2 separate regions of the Mus musculus genome follow, and region 1 is linked to region 2. The links are chromatin loops, found by intact Hi-C in ENCODE. Cell type or tissue: left cerebral cortex. All regions are shown on one strand. Links, peaks and the distances in the headings refer to the core of each region. The heading gives the core; the rest is flanking DNA.

What was found. A loop is a pair of places that touch in the nucleus more often than their neighbours do. Peaks named below come from ENCODE experiments on the same cell type or tissue, not always from the same donor. Only the 100,000 strongest peaks of a DNase experiment are listed, where the experiment ranks them.
Region 1: it touches region 2 in a loop (7-fold over the local background); 1 of 42 quality-filtered maps calls a loop at or near these places.

Annotation. Positions count from the first base shown.
Region 1 is chr11:6,411,319-6,421,910 of GRCm38, reverse strand. It overlaps Ppia (peptidylprolyl isomerase A), which reads right to left and starts at 6,044. Exons shown (of 5, transcript NM_008907.2): 1 at 5,932-6,044; 2 at 3,780-3,810; 3 at 3,597-3,685; 4 at 2,626-2,798; 5 at 2,094-2,433. The coding sequence starts at 6,000. The coding sequence ends at 2,301. In left cerebral cortex, for the core only: a CTCF peak has its summit at 5,424; DNase peaks (open chromatin) are centred at 5,251, 5,684, 6,150, 7,173 and 1 more place; H3K4me3 peaks cover 2,967 bases; H3K27ac peaks cover 2,560 bases.
Region 2 is chr11:6,471,267-6,481,858 of GRCm38, reverse strand. It overlaps Purb (purine rich element binding protein B), which reads left to right and starts at 5,783. Exons shown (of 1, transcript NM_011221.3): 1 at 5,783-10,592. The coding sequence starts at 5,973. The coding sequence ends at 6,947. In left cerebral cortex, for the core only: CTCF peaks have their summits at 5,003 (motif pointing left), 5,694 and 6,839; DNase peaks (open chromatin) are centred at 5,718, 6,365 and 6,611; H3K4me3 peaks cover 2,607 bases; H3K27ac peaks cover 1,588 bases.

The DNA of each region.
Region 1 (10,592 bases), core at 3,470-7,469, 60 kb after region 2:
AGACTACACATAGGCCAGGTAGTGGTGGCACACGCCTGTTATCCCGGCACTTGGGAGGCAGAGGCAGGTGAATTTCTGAGTTCGAGGGCAGTGAGTTCTAGGACAGCCCGACTGCACAGAGAAACCCTGTCTCGAAAAATAAAGAAACAAACAAAAAAAGACTACATGGGCTGGAGAGATGGCTCAGTGGTTAAGAGCACTGACTGCTCTTCCAGAGGTCCTGAGTTCAATTCCCAGCAACATGGTGGCTCACAACCATCCATAATGAGATCTGACCTCTTCTGGAGTGTCTGAAGACAGATACAGTGTACTTCCATATATAATAAATAAATCTTTAAAAAAAAAAACAACAACAACAACAACAACAACAAAAAAAAGGCCTTTACCACCTTGTCTGGTTTGAGGCTCAGGAAGTTATTTTGTTTCTGATTAGTTTTTAGATTGTATCAAGTACGAGACTAAGTATCCCTGGCCGTTATAGGTATATAGGAGTCATTGTTAAATGTTTTGTTAACAGGATTTATCTGCTTAATAAGCCTGGCTGGCCTTGAACTCAAGAGATTTTGCTTTCTCCTCAGTGCTGAGATTAAAGGTATGCACCACCTGACCACCACCACCCAGCTTACTTTTTTTTGGCCTGCATGTATGTGACTTTTAAAAAAAGGGGCGGGGGTGCTGAGAACAGTGGTTGTGTATTGCTCTTGCAGAGGACCCAAGTTGGGTTCCCAAACAAGCATATCAGGTGGCTCACAACCAACTCCAGCTCTAAAGGGACCCAACTTTGGCCTCTTCTGGCCTCACAGGCATTCATTCACAGGTGCCTGTGCTCTCATACACAGGAAAGACAAGGGAATAACACTTCTGCTTTCTATTGCTGTGAACACCATGACTGGGGGAAGAAATTCCATGCAGGAGCTTCAAGTAGAAATCATGAACCCCGCTGGCTTCCTGTTTGCTCCCATGCCTTGCTCACCTGGCCTGGGCTGTATACCTTCCCCAGGAGGGTTGACACCAGCAGCACTGGGCTGAACCTCCTACATCAATTATGGAAATGCTGCAGACTTGCCACAGGCCAATCTGATCAAGAGGCAATTCCTCTATTGAGAATTCCTCTCCTGGGTCTATGGAAGTTTGTAAAAATCTGACAAAAATTGACATGCTAGTGATTATGGAGTTGTTGAAGGGATGTTTTAACATTCTAACCCTAGTTAGATGTAACTTTAAGACATTTTAAGAACAATGGAATGTACCTGAAATATTGGAGCTGGCAAGATGACTCAGTGGGTCACCAACCTTGAGGTCAAATCCTGGTAAACAAATTCTGAGTCATCCTAGTATCTCCACTCATATCCCCATCCCCCACAGAATACAAACTAAAAAGCATCTTAGGAGCTAGTCGGCTCAGTCAGCACTTGCAAAGGCTGAGCTCAGGTCTCAATGCCCATCAAGTGGCTTCCAGCCATCTTTAGCTTCATACTGTGAAGCTACCAGCTCCCATTGACAACACATCCCAAAACATACAGCCAAGATTAACTTGAGTGCTTCACCTTCATGTATCCATGCTTGTGCACCAAAAGAGGGCATTGGATGCCCTGGATCTTAAATTACTAGTAAGCAGCCATGTGGTTCTGGAAAAGCACTATGTGCTGTTCAGCACAAATTCATCTGCAGCCCAAACTAAAGCTTAACTTCATTGGCCAGATGTCCATTTGGGACCACAGGATAAATGTATCTTTACCAGGTAAGCTATCATTGAGTTTCAGATTTGATTCTCCCAGAAGTGGCAGGAGGATCTGAAGTTTGAGTAGACTGGAGGACAACCTGAATCCTTGAAACCTATGTGTAGATAGATAGGTTTATCCTGTGGCCCATGTGGCAGTCCCCACAAACACTTAAAATTACAGGAATCCCTACATACTACTCCGGGTCTCAGGAAAGCTCCTTATCCCTTCCCCCTCAAAGATAATCAGTGGCAGTTAAGACCTAGGTTAGTGAAGAGGAAAACCTTACAGAATACTGCTGCTAAAGTCAGCCAAGTAACCTAGCCAGTTAGTTGCTTAGAGACCTATACCACTCCAATACAAACAAGGACAAACAGTTCTTATTTAGTTTTTATTCATAATCATAAACTTAACTTTGCAATCCAGCTAGACTTGAAGGGGAATGAGGAAAATATGGAACCCAAAGAACTTCAGTGAGAGCAGAGATTACAGGACATTGCGAGCAGATGGGGTAGGGACGCTCTCCTGAGCTACAGAAGGAATGGTTTGATGGGTAAAATGCCCGCAAGTCAAAAGAAATTAGAGCTGTCCACAGTCGGAAATGGTGATCTTCTTGCTGGTCTTGCCATTCCTGGACCCAAAACGCTCCATGGCTTCCACAATGTTCATGCCTTCTTTCACCTTCCCAAAGACCACATGCTTGCCATCCAGCCTGTAGAAGAATGATAACCACCATCAGCAACCAGGGGTAGATCAAACACTAAAGATAAAAATGGCTACCGACACAGCACTCTTACTGGCTCAATTTCCACTATCTTGAGAGGGAATGAAAGGAACACTGAAGCAAGAACCCCAGCAGGGGGCTTTGCACTCTTGTCAACAGATCCCATTCACTGTTTCTTACCATTCAGTCTTGGCAGTGCAGATAAAAAACTGGGAACCGTTTGTGTTTGGTCCAGCATTTGCCATGGACAAGATGCCAGGACCTGTATGCTTTAGGATGAAGTTCTCATCCTCAAATTTCTCTCCGTAGATGGACCTGCCGCCAGTGCCATTATGGCGTGTAAAGTCACCACCCTGTAAAAATCAGATAGTAATGTCACTTTGACAATGTAACTGAAAAGTCTGCAAAGTCAGTTTTTATGCCATTTCAAATTTTCTTGCTGTGTATATACATATGGCACAGTATATCTGCACTGCTCTCCAACTTTTTCACCCACCTTTTCTTTAGCCTGGGGCTCAAAGCTTTAGCTAGGCTGGTTGACATGATAGCATGTGCTGCCGCACCCAGCTTTTTATAGGAGCTCTAGGACTCAGGTCCTCAGTTTTGGGATCCCTATGTAGCAGGCACTTCATAAGACTCACACCCAACCCAAGATAGCGGTTTTTTAGAAGGTTGGTACGTTAACACATTTGAAATCCCAGCACACAGGAAGAGGCAAGTGGATAAGGAGTTTAAGGCCAACCTGCATGACATAATACTGCAAAGAACAGAGCCTGTGCTGGGGACAGTCATCCGCCTCAGAAGAACTCACATGTATTGCTATGTACACACACAAGAAAAAACAGGCAACTGGAAAGAAATGGTGTAATACTAGCTCAAGTACAACTAAAACATGCTGGCTCAATAAAAGGAGCTAAAAAATAAAAAATTTCAGGGCTGGTGAGATGGCTCAGCGGTTAAGAGCGCTGACTGCTCTTCCAAAGGTCCTGAGTTCAAATCCCAGAAACCACATGGTAGCTCACAACCATCCGTAACAAAATCTGATGCTCTCTTCTGAAGAAAGCTACAGTGTACTTACATATAATCAATCAATCAATAAATATTTTAAAAATAAATAAATAAACAAACAAAAATTTCAATTTAATAAATACCTGGCACATGAATCCTGGAATAATTCTGTGAAAGGAGGAACCCTTATAGCCAAATCCTTTCTCTCCAGTGCTCAGAGCTCGAAAGTTTTCTGTTAAAAAAACAAAAAACATGTATACACATATACTTATTCTTTTTTATAGTTTTACCCACAAAACTTGTTAAAACTAGAAAATGAAACCAACCTGCTGTCTTTGGAACTTTGTCTGCAAACAGCTGTAACAAAGAAATGAACAGCTAGTTAATATATAGGTGAACAGTCTCATGCTTAATGTCTTTAGCTTTAGGGACTTGTGAGTCAAATTCATTCTCAGAACACCACTTTGGTAATAACGTTCAATTCCTAGTAAGAAATCACACCTATCAGCTTTAAGATTCTACAGGGTTGAGAACCAAAAAATATGAAGGAAATCTGGAACTAGTCATTACTTAAAATAGTGACAGACTCCTTAAGCATGACTCAAGAGCTTTTAATACATCACACCTACTTCTGAATAGACTTGAGGCTTCTCAAAAGCATACCATCACTCCTAACTTCATGTTGAAACCTAAAATCAAATTCTCAAAGCACTGTCACACAATGCATGATTAGGCAAATAAACTGTTAGTTTCTGGCAATGAAAATGCTACCACCTTCAACCTGTCAGCATAGCTTTAAGCATCAGGTGAGTGGCTCCTAACCTAATTGTAGAGGACTGTAGAGGATTCCAACACTTCAATATCTACATGCCCTTTCATAGCTAGTTGAAAACCACAACTCATCAGTTGCAGCATCTACACTTCTCTTGGAGGAATACATTTATGGTTTAAGTAGTTAAATATGTGACTCCTTTGGACTGTTTTTTTTTTCTCACAGCTTAACAGCTTTCCAAGTCCACATTTTTTTTCATCAAATTATGACTTCAAAGCCTTTCTTGGCAGCTCCACCTCTATTTTCACCTATGGGCTCATCTCATTCCCATTAAGCTCTGGTTAACCTGATACTATCCTACCCAGGCTAAGCTTAGGCCAAGTTTCCACAAGAGTCCTTGTCAATTATCAGCTCTTGACTAGATACATGCTGGGTGAGGGCTAATTAGAACCTAGTGCTCTTTTTATGTGCCTACCTACTATGTGTACCCAGCACTGTGGCAGGCGGGCAATCGGGAGATCTAGCTTTTGAGTTAAAAACTCACCAATGATAGCTTCTGGAGTTTAACAGTACAGACACTAAGTAACATATTCCACTATGGCCTAAGGGCTAGTACTGAGGCTAACAATAATATTTAATTTTGGGGTTTTTTGTTTTTTTCGAGACAGGGTTTCTCTGTATAGCCCTGGCTGTCCTGGAACTCACACTGTAGACCAGCGTGGCCTCGAACTCAGAAATCCGCCTGCCTCTGCCTCCCGGGTGCTGGGATTAAAGGCGTGCGCCACCACGCCCGGCTGAATATTTAATTTTGTAAAAGAAAAACGCCAATTGTTTAGGGTACTCTAATTACTAACTGATCTTTAAGCAGCCACTTAACCTCCAGAACTAATTAAGTAGGTAACTACTGGCAATCCACTTTGGTCAATGCAAACTGCAGCGTGGCCAGTCATAACATGCCTGTCTCACTGAGGGTAATAGGGAGGGGTTCAGAGCGCCTCCCCCGCTGCGCCATCACTGCGACAGGAGGCGGTCCTTGGGCACCAGCAAAAGCCAAGCCTTTCTCGTTTCCGCTCGGGGGTGGGGGACGCGGAGGGGTATTTTGAGCCTCCCTAACCAAATGTGGCTACTTCGGACCAAATGGCCAAAGGTTCAATTCACACTCAAGTCTGCTATAAAACGATTATTTTATATTCTTCGTAGGAACCACTAGGTTTAGGAAACCACTAGGTTTAACCGGGCTAACGAGCACGTCCGGGCTCTCCGAGCCTTCGCCCCTGAGACCTTAGGCAGGGTCCCTGCTCAGATCCGAGTAAAAGGCTGTGGGGCTCCGGAAAGCAGGCTGGGAAGAGGCCCGCGGGGCTGCAGCGCCGCAGCGGAGCAGGGCGGGGCCCAACGGCTGGGAGAAGGGAGAGGCGCGGAGCACGTGCGCCCGGCCTCGCGGGGCCCCACAGGACGCAGCCACGTGCGCCTGCGGGGAGGCCGGGACGGGCGGGGACGGCCCCCTCCCCCAACGGCCGCGCCCCGCCCGGCTTTGTCCGCAGCCCGCCCAGCCTCCCCGCGCCTCGCCAGCCTCCCAAAATGGCCCCTCGTCAGGAAATGGCGCCGCCACCCGCGCTCGCTCCACCGGAGGGTCGGGCCGCGCCCGAGAGAGCCTCCCCCTCCACAGCTCCCGGGACCCCACCCTGGAGCACCACTGCCCACCCGACCTCGAAGGAGACGCGGCCCAAGGGCTCGTCATCGGCCGTGATGTCGAAGAACACGGTGGGGTTGACCATGGCTGCAGCAAGCGGCGAAAAGCGACAGTGGCGTCTGCAAAGCGGCACGAGCCTCGCCGCGGCTTCCTTTATACCCGGTTCGGGCCCCGCCCACCACCGAGTCGCGCGCCCGGACCTGGATCAATCACAACTGCTTTCCAAACGGAGTGACGGCGCGACAGGCCTATGGGCGGGCGCGGGCGCGGGTGGGGCGGGGCGCGAGGCGCGCGTGCGCTGTAGCGCGCAGAGGCAGGTTCCCGCCCGCGGGCTCCTACTAGATGGTTGCGGCGCGGTCGGTGGGGGAAGAGTCCGAGGGCAGTTAGGGAGGGTGGCCACGCAATCTGGCTGTCCTTAGGAACGCGTCGGGGCCCCTGGTCTTCCCCAGTGGTACCGCGTATCTTCCCATTGCACAGAGCAAGTAACTGAGGCAAACATGGTCCTCAAGGTCGAGCGGCCCTTCAAGGTCGGGCGGGGTCCTGAGGCGCTGCCCTCTCTGCGGAAACTCGAACAGGCAGGCATCCCTGGGCCTAGATCCAGGACCCACACCGTCATTGTGCAATGGCAACCGCTTCCTGATAGGTCCCTGTGAGCGCCTCCGTTTTCTTAAACTCTGGGGAACGGGCACAAGCAGCCCCCTCATTTTAAAGATTATGAAATACTTTTTAAATGTCCTACTTTCCAAATATATCTTGTGTTTTCTCCAGGAGGAAGCTATTTAAACACGATCCTGGTCAGAGTCTACCTGTAATTTTTTTCTCCCCGACCCCCAATACCCCAAGGTCTTCTCATTTCCTCATGTGGCCTAAGGCGTGCTCTCAAAGGCTTCACACGCCTGTAAATCCCACCTCTAGGTAGATGGAGACAGGAGGATAGTGAGTTCCATACAGCCTGAGCTGTAAGTGTGAGGCCCTGCCTCATAAACAAAGCCTGAGTATGGGAAAGTCGGTGCTGTGGAAGACCCTTCACCATAGCGTCTGCTGGAGTTGGCTCCCGAGCTGTAAGGCCTTTAGACACAGAACCTCAGGAATGTGGGTCTGGCCATGCCTTATTTGGATGAATCAGACCAAAAGCACATTAGGTTGAACTACAAAGAGTTTTGATTTGCCAAACTGGAAAATTCTGTACCAGTGTGCTTTGTGCATATAGCATCATGTAAACCTGCTTTTCTCAAAACTGTTAAGTGCTTGCAGGACAAGCTCAAGGACCTACCTGCGTTTGGATCCCCAGCACCTATGTAAAAGCCAGGCCATTGGGAGGAGTCTGTAAGTCCAGGCCTGGAGGCAATGGAGACTGACTGGTTAGACAGTCTAGGCAAGACTGAGTCAGTATAGTGGATAAGGTAGAGACAGGGATGGGGAGAAGGCCCCATGGTTAAGAGCACTTGCCTTTATTTTTAACTAACTGATTGTTTTGGTTATAGTTTGCATTTTAGGAGTTCTTTGCATATTCTGGGTTTAATTTCTTACCTGACATATAATTTGCTGATATGTTCTGCTGTCCCTCCGTTGAGCCAGCAAGATGGCTTAGCAGGTAAAAGTGCTTGCAATACAGGGCCCAGGAACTGGGGAAAAGGCCAGATGAAGTGGCTCACATCTGTGATGCCAGCACTCTAAAGGTTGGGAATCAGAGGAGACCGACAGAAGTCACAAGAGAGACCTTGCCTCAAAGCAAGATGAATACCAGAGAGACCTCAGAGGGGACAAGATGACTCGAATACGGCCTCTGGCACTCACATGGTAGAAAGAGAGGACAGACTCCCACAAGTAGTCCTTTGACCTCCACATGCACACACGCACGCACACACACACACACACACACACACACTAAATGTTAAAAAAAAATCCAACTTGCAAAAAAGTCTTTAAGTTGTACATGTGCCCACACTCACACACATACACACAAGTAAATAAATGTAAATACATGGGGCTGGAGAGATGGCTCAGCAATTAAGAGCACTGACTGGCTCTTCCGAAGGTCCCGAGTTCAAATCCCGGCAACCACATGGTGGCTCACAACCGTCCATAATGAGATCTGATGCTCTCTTCTGGGGTGTCTGAAGACAGCTACAATGTACTTACATATAATAAATAAATAAATCCTTTTTTAATGTAAATACATAAGTAAATAAATGTGAACGCACACAAACGAATAAATCTGTGGACTAGGATTGCAGATATGAGCCAGCATACCCAGTTTATCCAATGCTAAGACTAGAACCCAGGACTCCAGGCAAGCTAGACAGTCTTCTGACTGAGCAACATCCCCAGGCCCCCAAACAAGGCACTAGTAGCAAGACCCTGGATCACAGGAGACACCACCAAAACAGGCTCCCAACAATTCAGAAGGAGTCTAATTTCTCCATGTCTTGAGCAATACTCATTGTCTCTTGAAAGCATATGGAAGTCGGAGTGTACAGCTCGGTTGTTCAGTACTTGCTTAGCCTGGAAAGGGAAGAACCTGAGCCACACCCAGCCGGGCACACCCGCCAGGCACACCCAGCCAGGCACACTCAGCCGGGCACACCCAGCCGGGCACACCCGCCAGGCACACCCAGCCAGGCACACCCAGCCGGGCACACCCAGCCGGGCACACCCGCCAGGCACACCCAGCCAGGCACACCCGCCAGGCACACCCGCCAGGCACACCCAGCCAGGCACACCCAGCCAGGCACACCCAGCCAGGCACACCCAGCCGGGCACACCCGCCAGGCACACCCAGCCAGGCAAACCCGCCAGGCACACCCAGCCGGGCACACCCGCCAGGCACACCCAGCCAGGCACACCCAGCCAGGCACACCCAGCCAGGCACACCCGCCAGGCACACCCAGCCGGGCACACCCGCCAGGCAGAGGAGTGAGTACTACTGGGAACTGGCACAGGCTCATGTAAGCCTCCGACAGGGGATTTGAGCCTTTCCCAAGAGCATAGGCACTAGGGCTTATGTGTTATGAGAGCAAGGGTACCTGGGAGAACTGCCCTGGGATTCCCCCAGGGGCTACACTGACTGCTCCAAATCAGCCATTACCATGAAGAGGGGAGAAGGGCAAGCCAGAGAGATGTCAACCTTAAATAAGGGAAAGCTGGATTTCATGGCCTAGTCCAGATGTCTGTCCATGCAGACTGGATGGACTTGACCCCACACATGAACAGCCTGCCAGATGAAACAGTACACAGTTCTCCAGACAGAGCTCCTTGTTAGTCTCTAGTCTCTACTTTTTGGACTGGAAGAGGGCAGGTCTTGCTGTATAGTGGCTGGATTAGATTTCACTATGTAGCCAAGACTGGCCTTCAGATGATGGTCATCATCCTTCTGAGCATCCTGGGATTACAGGTAAGTGCTACCACCTCTTCCCAAGAGATCTTAGCCGGTTTCTAATGGACAACAGCTAACCAACATAGCATCAGAGCTTGCTCCCGGGGAGTTCCTGCCACAAATACATTCCAGGTGGAGCCGGTCTCACTCCCAACCTCAGGACTGGGTAGCTCTGCCATGTAACATAATGATATTTTCTTCAAGAAATCGGGGTCTTAAACCGGGCGTGGTGGCGCACGCCTTTAATCCCAGCATTTGGGAGGCAGAAGCAGGTGGATTTCTGAGTTCGAGGCCAGCCTGGTCTACAGAGTGAGTTCCAGGATAGCCAGGGCTACACAGAGAAACCCTGTCTCAAAAAACAAAACACAACAACAACAAATCGGGGTCTTCCCTGGAACATCTGCTTAAATACTAGGAAAGAGATGCCCTCTCTTCTGGAGTAGTGCTTGGGACATAATGCATTCACAAAGCATCGAGTAGGCTGGCTCCAGCCCTGGGCAGCACCATTTCAGAAGTTTGAGCTCAGTCCTCCGGAAGCTGGGTTTTTTTTGTTTGGTTGGTTTTGTTTTGCCTGTCTTTTTGTTTGATTTCAGCTTCTTATTTCACCAGGACAAACTATAGAGGTCTCTTGTTCAAACACCTTGAGAATTTTCAGGACTGTGACAGCAAAGCATTTATTTGTTCCTGGCCCTTCCAAGGGCACGTCGCCTCTGGCTGTGTGGCTTGCAATACTGCTTAGGCCCCTAGGGGGCAGCACTCAAGCATAGCACTCTTCCCTGTTTTTTGGGATCTTGTCCTCCAAAAACAGCCCTGATGTAGCTGCCTGCGTTCCCCCCTCCCCCGCCCCTCCTCACCGTGTTTGAGGCTTGTAACCTCTAGATTCTGTCCATTTATCCACATTACTCAGCTGATTCCAGAAGAAATATTGGGGGTAGACCTGGAACCTCACCTCTTCCAGAGGGCACAGCTGTGCTGATCATGGCTAAAAGTTATGTTGCCAACGTACAAGGGTTGACAGGAGGCAAATTTCATACCGACTATTCTGGGATGACCAGAACTAAAATACACATATCGTTCTTCCTTTCTTTCCTTTTTCCTTTCCCCCCCTGAGACAGGGATTCCCTGTGTTTCCCTGGCCATCCTGGAACTCGCTCTATAGACTAGGCCAGCCTGCCTCTGTCTCCCAAGTGCTGGGATCAAAGGCATGGATCACAACATCCAACCAAATGTCCTTTTTCCAAGTGAGGTTTCTCTACCTGTTACAATCAATAGAACCAACTCTAGCTAAATGGATCAATGGA
Region 2 (10,592 bases), core at 3,860-7,859:
GCTGGGATGAGACTCCTAACTGGAGGCTTTGTGGACACAACAGCTGGCTTCAGCCGAGGCTGGCTGGCAGCTGGGAGTCTACGTGGAGGCTCTGTAGAGTCAGCTGTTGGCAGAAGCCCATGAGAGAAGAGGGTGTCCCATCAGGGCTGTGTGTGCACCCTTCCCCTCACCTCCCACACCTGTCTCTTCCCATCTAACAGTCTCTCTGACTGTCGCATGCCAAGATCTTTCATCCCATTTGAAGTTTCAGCTTTTTTTTTTCTTCAACAAATATGTATCCAAGAAGGATAAAAGTGTATCTGGGTTTCATTTATATGTTCTCAAAACTCAACATTAGCTAAAAAAATAACAATTTTCTTTCTAGGAGTCAGATTTATGGAGGAAGCTGAGTAAGTTCCATGAATAACATCAACAACAGACAGTGGTCTTGACTGCGGATAAGCCAGACCTACCCATAAGGAGCCATATGGCTACCGAGCCATAGCGTTCTCCGGTAGCTTTGTGAGAGGCACATGAGCATCTTCATCTGTGGGTGAGGAGTAGGAGTGATCTACAGAGTGAAGAAAGTCACTCGGTGCTAGGCGCTGGGAAGTCGGGTTGTGGAAAGGCTCTGGGTCACAGCACGTGCATCCTGGGCACTGGAGGCAGCTGTGCTTCATGTGGTATCCCAGCCTTTCAAGTGTGACAGAAGCCTCATGACAAGAGGTGCCACAGCTGACTGCTAAGCCCAGAGGCTGAGAAACTATGCTTCCTAAAACCCAGTGCTCATGCGAGGAATTCATTTTCCACCTCACAGAAAACAAGTATAAATAGTGGCACAACTACTGCACAGAGGGTGAGGCAGTAACTATGGACTGTGAATACGGTTCACAAACTTGCCTTCAGTCACAGGAATCCAAGATCGCCATGGAGCCCTGAACAGTACATTTGGCCCACAATTGTGAAGCTAGCAGTGTCTGCAGCACGGGAGGCCTGGCCTGGGACGTGGGCTGCCCTGCCCTCCTGGCAGTACATGCACAGGTTACTTTGGAAGCCTTCACTGCTTTCCCCTGATCTGCTTTTATCGAAAATGGGAAAGGGCAAAAAAAGACCAGGGAATTGCAGCTTACAAGCAGCTCAGAGCACAGGGCCTTGGAGTTAAACATGATTCCACTTTAGATACAGTCACAAACCATTTTGTGGGGCCCCACATCCTCCTGCCAGCCCCTGCCCTGACGACACTGACCTGTAACCATCTCTTCCCCCTCCTTCTAGCTTTAGGGCACAGGCTGGCTGGCACATGGGCAACCTTGAATGCACTGTGGGAAGTTGGAAGGGTCAGGGCAGCAAATGGTTCCAGAGTGTGGCCAAAAGCGCCTTTAAACCCAGAGTAGAGTGATCTATCTACAGGATAACCAGCTTTCAGACTTCAAAGTGCTGCTGATGTGAATAACAGAGCCCAGAGCCGGCCAGCCACAGAGTAAGGAGAGCAGACTCCGTGACCTGAATCCGGTAGGGTTCTGCATGCTGCAGAGGGTGCAGTCTGGACACTTGGCACAGTCTTCTTGGGTCTGCAGATGGGCTAACGGCAGGCGTGGCTGAGCTAATTTCTTGGGTTTGATCACGGTGCTCCAGTTAGCTAAAATTGTCCTTATTCTGGTAAACAGACACAGAAATGTTGCAGTGAATGGGAATACTAGCTTACCTCCAAACAGCTCAGAAGGAAATCTAAACACAAAGAAAGACAGAGGCAAGGAAAAATACAGACATGGAGAAATGGAAAGGAACAGGCATAGAAAGATGGAGAGCAAGATAGCGATGAGAGAAAGACCAGACATGTTACTTACTATTCCTTCCGGTGGATTTGTGTGAAGGCTACTACTCTTACAGCTAGTGTGCTACAATGTGTGCTATATGTGTGTGCATGAGTGGACGTGGGTGTGTTATCCATGCCTGCAGACATGGAGGCCAGAGGTGGGTATTGGAACGTTTTCCATCATTACTTTCTATTTTATTTCTGAGAGTCTCTTGTCACATGAGAGTTCACTTGTTCTGCTAAATTGGCCAGCCAAAGAGCCCCCAGGCTGCTCCTGCGTCTGACCTAAGTACTTAGGTTAAAGGGTTAGACCACCACACCTAGTGTTATGCGATGGCCAGGGACCAAGACTATACAGACACTTTACCATATTCAGGCCATTGCAAGTATTATTTATTTAAATTTCAAGTTTAAAAGGAAAAATGGGGTGAGGAGGAGGCCAAGACTGTGCACTCCCTATAATATATGGTCTCTTCCTCTCTTTCCTGGCCCAGCTCCTGCCAAAGTGTGGCTCTTTCAAAACTACCCATCCATGGCTCTTTCTTTTGGCCCACCACCTCAGCCTCCCACTCTGCTTCCCAGAGTCCAGCCTCCACTTCAGAGTGTATGTATCCAAAACACCTACTTCTGTCTCCTCGGCCTCCTCCCTGGATGTCAAGGGCTGCTCTGCAGGCTTCTATCCAGATTCCTCTCACCACCCCTCAGTGCCAGCCAAGTTAGCATGTGGCCTCGGGGCAGGCTGCTTCAAGGTCTACCTGGTCCACCTGAAGCCCCAGTGCTGTTTCTTCTCTCCTAGTTTTCAAGAAGGCAGCAGATACTTCTCATTTTCTACCCCATCCCTTTCCCAAATGTCCATGTCCTGTGATTGCTCCAGGCTTCACATGAGATTATGGGTGAGTCTCCATGTTCCTCCCTTCTTCAACCTTCATGCTACTCAGGTCTCTCTAGAGCATTTGTTCTCAACCTGTGGGACTTGGTCCCTTGTGTGTGTGTGAGGGTGTCAAAGCAACCCTCTTACAGGGGTTGTGTATCAGATATCCTGCACATCAGATATTACAGCTCATACCAAAATTAGTTATGAAATAACAAAAAATAATTTTATGGTTGTGTGTCTCCGAATATAAGAAACTGTATTCAAGGGTCACAGCGTTCGGGAGATTGGAAACCACTGCTCTAGAGCCCAAGGCCTGTGCCCTTTGACCATTCCCTTCCTTTCCTGCCCTGTCCATGTGGCTCCTCCACCCACACTTCCTGCCCACGTTTACTGCTGAGTGCTTTGACATCTGCCTTCCATGTCCCCCCCAACCCCGTTACAGTGTGCAATAGGGCTAAGGAAACCGTATTTAGAATAGGAGGATTTGAGCAGTGTGTCCTGTGGTGCAGTCTGATGGGGGAAGTTCATGTGTAACTCAGTATTAACGTCACAGGACCTCCAGTCATCCAGGCATCACCTTTGCTCTCGTCCCATGTTGTTCACCTGTCCCTTGCTTTATGTGATTGCTCCCACCCCCAAGGAAAGTGGTGTCCAGCTTTCCTGTCTGCTGGCAGTTTCTAAGCCTCATCTTTATCACCCAGCCCAATACTAGACTGACCATTGTTACATTTGCCCAGGAGTATCCAGCCAGCATCTCAAACGGTCAACAGATCTATTTCACATACCCTCAATTTGCTGAAAGGCAAGACTTTAAGTCCACCAAGAAGAAAGAAACTGAAGAAAATAACTGATATTCAAAAAAACACAGTAAAGTCCCACTTTTCATTGGTTCCATGTTCTCAGGGATGAGGGTGGGGGAGTATCTAACACCTGCAACATCTGAGGTTTTGTGAAGTCTAAGTTTGGTGCTGGGTTATTAAAGAGCCCAAGCCCCTGACCAGGCTTATCTGCTAGCATTATTCTCATTCTCTGATCACCAGAGCCCTCAGCTCCAATTACCACCTACTTTTTTTTTTCCCTCTTGTCTCCATATAGTTGTAATATTCTGACCCAAAGACCACAGTCTCCCCACTCCCCAACCAGCACTGCCCAGCCACTAAGAGTCTGAAAATGTGGGCCTGTTTTACAACATAGTCACTGCTTATAATCAAGAGTTTGTGCTGGGTCTCACTGTAGACCACCCACACTCTCCTTTGCCCTGGGTCACTTTCTTGAAGTACAAAACTAGGGAGCTGGTGAGATGGCTCAGTGGATAAGAGCATTGACTGCCCTTCCAAAGTCCTGAGTTCAAATCCCCAGTAAACACATGGTGGCTCACAACCACCTGTAATGAGACCTGATGCCCTCTTCTGGTGTGTCTGAAGACAGCTACAGAGTACTTACATATAATAAATAAATAAATCTTTTAAAAAAAAGTACAAAACTAGAAAATGACTCCTGTTTATACAGTTTATGGTGGCCCCTGTCCACTGAATCAAGGATCTCTCCTAGCCACCAGAGAACAGCTGCGCCCAGTTCCACTGTTCACAGACCCTAGGCCCCAGCCAAACTGCACAACTCACCATCTGGAGACATATGTTCCTCTGCCCAAAATAACCTACCCTATCTCCACCTGTTAACATCTATCCTCCAAGGATTACCCAATACATAGTACTGGGACAATGGGTTAGTCATTTGAAGGAAATTCCTTAGATTCTTTACTTCATCCCAGACATCATGATATATTTCAGATAAACATAGTCCTATACTTAAAAATCAAACCATAAAACCACTCAAAAATATGTCCTTACTAAAAAATTACAAGAGAAGACTCTAGGCTTAGATGCAAATGAAATTTCAGCGGAAACAAAATAACAAAGCTGGCCCATCAGGCAGAATACAGGCTAGAGGGGCGGTTAACTGCTCATCACACAAGCATTAAGACACAAGCTTGAAAACCTAGCAGCTGCATAAAAGAGCAGGGTGCAGCAGGGGGTGGGGGTGGGGGATCCCTAGGGCTCACTGACAGCCAGTTTAGATCAATTCAGTGAGCTCTAAGTTCAGCCAGAGACCCACTCACAAAAAATACGGTGGAGAGTAACACAAACACTCTATTTCCGGCCTCCACATACACGTACATGTATAGCCACACAGAAACAAATTTAAAACACTTTAGGGCTGGAGAGATGGCTCAGTGGGTAAGAGCACCCGACTGAAGGTCCAGAGTTCAAATCCCAGCAACCACATGGTGGCTCACAACCATCCGTAACAAGATCTGACTCCCTCTTCTGGTGTGTCTGAAGACAGCTTCAGTGTACTTACATATAATAATAAATAAATCTTTAAAAAAAAAAAAACAACACTTTAGAGGAACCTGGTTAACGAATATTAAACTGATGCAAGAACTCAAGTTTAAGCCAATATAGCTTAGTGAGATCCTATCATTAAAAACACCCAATTGTAAAAAAAAAAAAAACCCAAAAGTTATTTGTGTGAACTCCATTCAGGGAGTTTATAAAATAAGATGGTATTCTGGTTTCTTTGTTTTAGAAACACGGGCTTATTTACTGAAGGATTGCTAGATCCAATCGTTAGGAGTCCGACTTAATCAGTGTACTCGTCCCTGAGGATTAATAATCTAGTAGCATTAGTGAGAAGTAGGATCTCACTGGAGAAAACAGGTTACTGGGGTATGCTCTGGAAAGATCCCTAGCCCCTGGCCCTTTCCTGTCTCTCTGCTTTCCCAGGCGCCAGGAGGTGATTGGCTCCACTGTTGAATAATTCATGTGCTTCTCGGCAAAACGTTCTGCCTTCCCACAGCCCCAAAGCAACAGAGTCATCTAGTCACACACTAAACCCTCTGAAACCGGGAGCGTCAGTAAAGCATCAAGAAAGAGGACCCCAAAACCAGCGGACAGAAACATAGGCTCGCCCGGGGTAGCCGCAGAACGCCTTGCCGGCGCGGCCAGCGACGTCACCTCTGCGCCCCGCCGGCGTGGTGTGTGTGGGTCTTCCGGCCGGGAGGCGGCGGCGGGCGGGGCGGAGTGACGTCACGGGAGGCGCGCGCCGGAAGCGGGCCGTGCCGCACGGAAGCCGCGGGGGCGGGGCGCGGAGGCGATGGGGGGCGGCGGCGACCGGCGATGAGCGGCGGGCGCGCGTGAGGAGCCGGCGGGCGAGGCTGGGGGGCCCCGGAGCGCGAGCCGCAGGGCGGAGGGCGGGGGCGCGAGCGCAGCGGGCGGCGGCGGCGAGGCGGCGGCCGAGAAGATGGCGGACGGCGACAGCGGCAGCGAGCGCGGCGGTGGCGGCGGCGGCGGCGGCGGGCCCGGCGGCTTCCAGCCCGCGCCCCGCGGCGGCGGCGGCGGCGGTGGCGGGCCGGGCGGCGAGCAGGAGACGCAGGAGCTGGCCTCGAAGCGGCTGGACATCCAGAACAAGCGCTTCTACCTGGACGTGAAGCAGAACGCCAAGGGCCGCTTCCTCAAGATCGCCGAGGTGGGCGCGGGCGGCTCCAAGAGCCGCCTCACGCTGTCGATGGCGGTGGCCGCCGAGTTCCGCGACTCGCTGGGCGACTTCATCGAGCACTACGCGCAGCTGGGTCCCAGCAGCCCCGAGCAGCTGGCGGCGGGCGCCGAGGAGGGCGGCGGGCCGCGCCGCGCGCTCAAGAGCGAGTTCCTGGTGCGCGAGAACCGCAAGTACTACCTGGACCTCAAGGAGAACCAGCGCGGCCGCTTCCTGCGCATCCGCCAGACGGTGAACCGCGGCGGCGGCGGCTTCGGCGGGGGGCCCGGGCCCGGCGGCCTGCAGAGCGGCCAGACCATCGCGCTGCCCGCGCAGGGCCTCATCGAGTTCCGCGACGCGCTCGCCAAGCTCATCGACGACTACGGGGGCGACGAGGACGAGCTGGCCGGCGGCCCGGGAGGCGGCGCCGGCGGCCCCGGGGGCGGCCTGTACGGAGAGCTCCCGGAGGGCACCTCCATCACCGTGGACTCGAAGCGCTTCTTCTTCGACGTCGGCTGCAACAAGTACGGGGTGTTCCTGCGAGTGAGCGAGGTGAAGCCGTCCTACCGCAATGCCATCACCGTGCCCTTCAAGGCCTGGGGCAAGTTTGGAGGCGCCTTCTGTCGGTATGCAGATGAAATGAAAGAGATCCAGGAGCGACAGAGGGATAAGCTTTACGAGCGACGCGGCGGGGGCAGCGGTGGCGGCGACGAGTCGGAGGGTGAGGAAGTGGATGAGGATTGAAGCAGGCAGCTTCCCGTACCGGCCTCCCCCAACCCCACCACCATCCCCTTGGCTAGAGAGCGCCCTTTCCTTCTCGTCCCCAGTGAGCTAGTGGAGAGGGATCAGGGGAGGCCGCAGACGAAGAAAACAAAAAAAAAAATAAAATAATATAGTTAAGAGAAATAACCATAAGAAAACAGTCACAGACAATTAGAGAAAAGCAGTTAAGTTCCAAGGAACTGCCAGCAACCTGCAAAGAGGAGCAGCATCTCCTCACCTGCGCAAGAGTCTCAGCTTCTGTTGTTTAAAACCGAGGTTCGGAAATTCATCAGGAAAACACTGGAAGGGATAGATAGATCTTCGAGCGTCTGGGACCAAAACCACACCTGGGTTACCCAGACTCATGCATTGGGAATAGCTGAATTTGTGTTCTTCCTGGGTAATCTGGTCTTAGGATCCCTCCAGGCCTCACTACTATCAGCATCTATCCCTTCACCTCCATCGAAATCAGCATTTTGGATCTAGGTCTTAGTGGAATCTTTGAGAAGAAAGAGGCCTTTTGCAGTTACCCAGTTCTGAGGGTACAGGTTTATGAAAAGGAATGCAACTTTACACAATCATGGACAGGGCAAGAGAAGAATTCAAGAAGCCATTGGAGAATTCGAAAATTAGATCCATTTAAAAAAAATGGTTTTGCATGGAACCTGGACCAAGGCCCCTGTCTTTTCTTTGCAGAATTGTTTTCCGGGATGCAAATGAATTCAGAGATCAAAGCTTGAACTAGAATCCATTACTAAAATAGTTTAAAAGTTGGCAATTTTTTTTTTCAAAAACAAAAGCATTTTTACAATGGGGATTGCTGAGGTGGGCACAAGAAGTCAGGCATAAAGCACAAAGTGGACTGTTTGAGTGGATTGGTTGCTGCTCATTAAAGTTCTTCCCTTGATCTCTTAAGTATGGAGGTCTTTACCAAGAAATGGCTTAGCATGAGTGGGAGCTGAATCCCAGTGGCTCCACCGTATGAACCAGAGAATTATGGCTAATTCGGCTGTTACAGCCACTGGCTGGCTGCATTTTAAACCTTAAAACTTGACTATCTGCAAAAAAGGAACAGTGTGGCTACAAGCCTGAGCTTTAATGAAATAGACATCCTCACAGAGAAGTTGGAAATAACAGAACTGAAGTCTTAATTTACCTTCAGTTTAATCTGTGGATTTATTGAAATACTGACGATCCTCAGGTCCAGAATTCCAGCATCATTTATTCTTTTAAAATAAATTTTTAAGAACTTGATCCATCTTATTCAGTACCTCACAATCAAAGTTGGCAAATGATGGATGAATGATTCAAGCGTTGCACCCGGTAGAAGCTGAATCCATTTGTGAATGGACTGAAGTGAACGCGAATGCTGACTCTATCCTGGAAGCATTTTTATACCATCTTGAAATTTCAACAAACTGGCACTTGCCGGTTTATCCAGCTGTCTTTCAAGAATAAAAGTTGGGGTTTTCAAGGATCGCCTCTTCTATATTTTAAATGGATTTTCAGTATAAATGATTTTTCTAATCAAGTTAATCCCACCCCATCAAAAGGTATTCCTAGAAATGTCATAGACCTAGGCAACTTTGAATTGAATGGGAGCTAATGTTCTTTCCAAAGTTTTTCAGGTATCTGTGTGACACCTTCTCAAGAACCAGGAGGCAAGTAACCCCACCTCCACTATCTTAGTATTTTTTTTAACTGCATGCCTGCCCTTTATTTGAGCTGCCTTTTTAATTTATTGCATATCCTTTTTATTATCTTATTTTGGTATTATTCAATCTATACAATCTTTTTGTATTTATTCGGAAATAAGTAATATACAAAAAGGTCATTTTTTGTGTCTGTGGCTGAGAGGGAGGGAAATATTTGTGTATATAAAATTAGGCTTTGAAAAAAAAAATAGACTGATTCAGAATATTGTTGATCTTAGACTTAAAAATGGAAGAGCCACAAACATTGGTGCCCTTACAGACTATTTCTCTACTCTCATCATCCACAGTAGAATTTTTAAACAGATTTTTTTAATGCTTTTCTTTTAAATTTTTCTCCGTTGCAAAGAATGTTTCCTAAATTGTATGGGAGCAATAGTATTTTTGATGTTCTAATGACATCCGTATACTTGTACTGTATTTTGTACTACAAGGCAGCTGTTTTCAATAATGTCCTGCTGTATTTACCTATGTGTTTTGAGTGTTTGTTTCTTTGCTGCGGAGAACAAATTCCTACTTTTAGTAAAGGAGCTGAGAAGCTAGCATTAGGTTTGCAGAAACTGTTTACAGTTTCAAACTCTGAGGCAGCAATGAAAATTAAGGTTGCAGCTCTTCATTGATTGCTGTAACGTTTTCATTTTGAAATCATGTACTATTCCTGTGTAGACCAACTTGTTTTCTTGCTTCAGTGGTTCTGTTGCTCAGCTGCAGTGAGCCAGTTCAATTTTGCAAAGGTGCAGTACCTCTCCTTTTCAAGGGGTTGGTTTTTGTTTTTTGTTTTTCTCTTTTCTTTTTATTTGGCTGAATTGCAGTAACTAGCCTTGCCTTTCTATTCTGTAGAAATGACAGGGTCTTCACAATCCTTCACCAGTGGCTACTAAGCTATAATTAGCTGAATAGAAAGAATGTGGAAGTGGTCTGAGGCATATAGAGTATATGCCAAGAACACTACCATATATGGCATCAGCTTTGGTTACCAGAGAAATTTTCTTAGTCATTAGACCATATAACAGTAATATATCATATGTAAATCTTTAGATTTCAATTTGAGAATCCTCCAAAAAAAGGAGCAAAGAATGCATAAGCTATGTGTTGGCAAAAGTAATTTATATTAAAATTTTGACCTGCCTTTGTAAGATTAAGTGGTAAATGTCATAGTGGTGGGTTTTTATGTCTTAACCAATCTCTGAGGTTTATTTCTCCTGCAGGGGATGGTTCATGGCCTCTCTTCCCACTGTAGGAAGATAGCAGAAGGATGGGGGTTAATTGTAGCATTTCACTGACCCTCATCCAGGGACTAGGGACAATAGAAATCTGCAAACATGGAGAGTCAGTCATAAATACTAGCTTTTTGAAGGCATTGTTGGTCTTTGTTGATTTCTGTCAGAAAATGGCATTGTACAAATTATGGGAAGCAACCAACTTTTCTGTTCTGTTTTTGAAGTGCTACTATGAACGATTCAGAGTGGTATTTTTTTTTTCTTTTAAATTTGGCAGATAGCCCAGCTAATGAAAAATAGTCACATTCCTGAGAAGTTGGAGCTAAAACTCCAAATTATTGTTGAAATACTTGTTTCTACTGTATGTAGAAATGTATTTTTAAGAAAATCAAAGAGGAAAAAAAAATCTATGCAGAGACCCTACTACTTTGTGGTTTCTATTGTCCCTACACATCATTTCAGCATGTCTATAATGGCAGTTCTTGTCAGCAAGTCCTTCAGTGCATATGCTGCACAAAACAAAACATAAATCTGCACGGCACCAAAAACCAAACAAAAGCAAACCAAAAACCCAGACACCCTATGTATCTGTTGGAGGCATGTAGGTGGTACAAATGACTGTAGCCATGAGCACACATGGCTTCTTGTCATGTCACTTTCCATAATTATTTACTGCAAAATGATTGAGAGGCTTT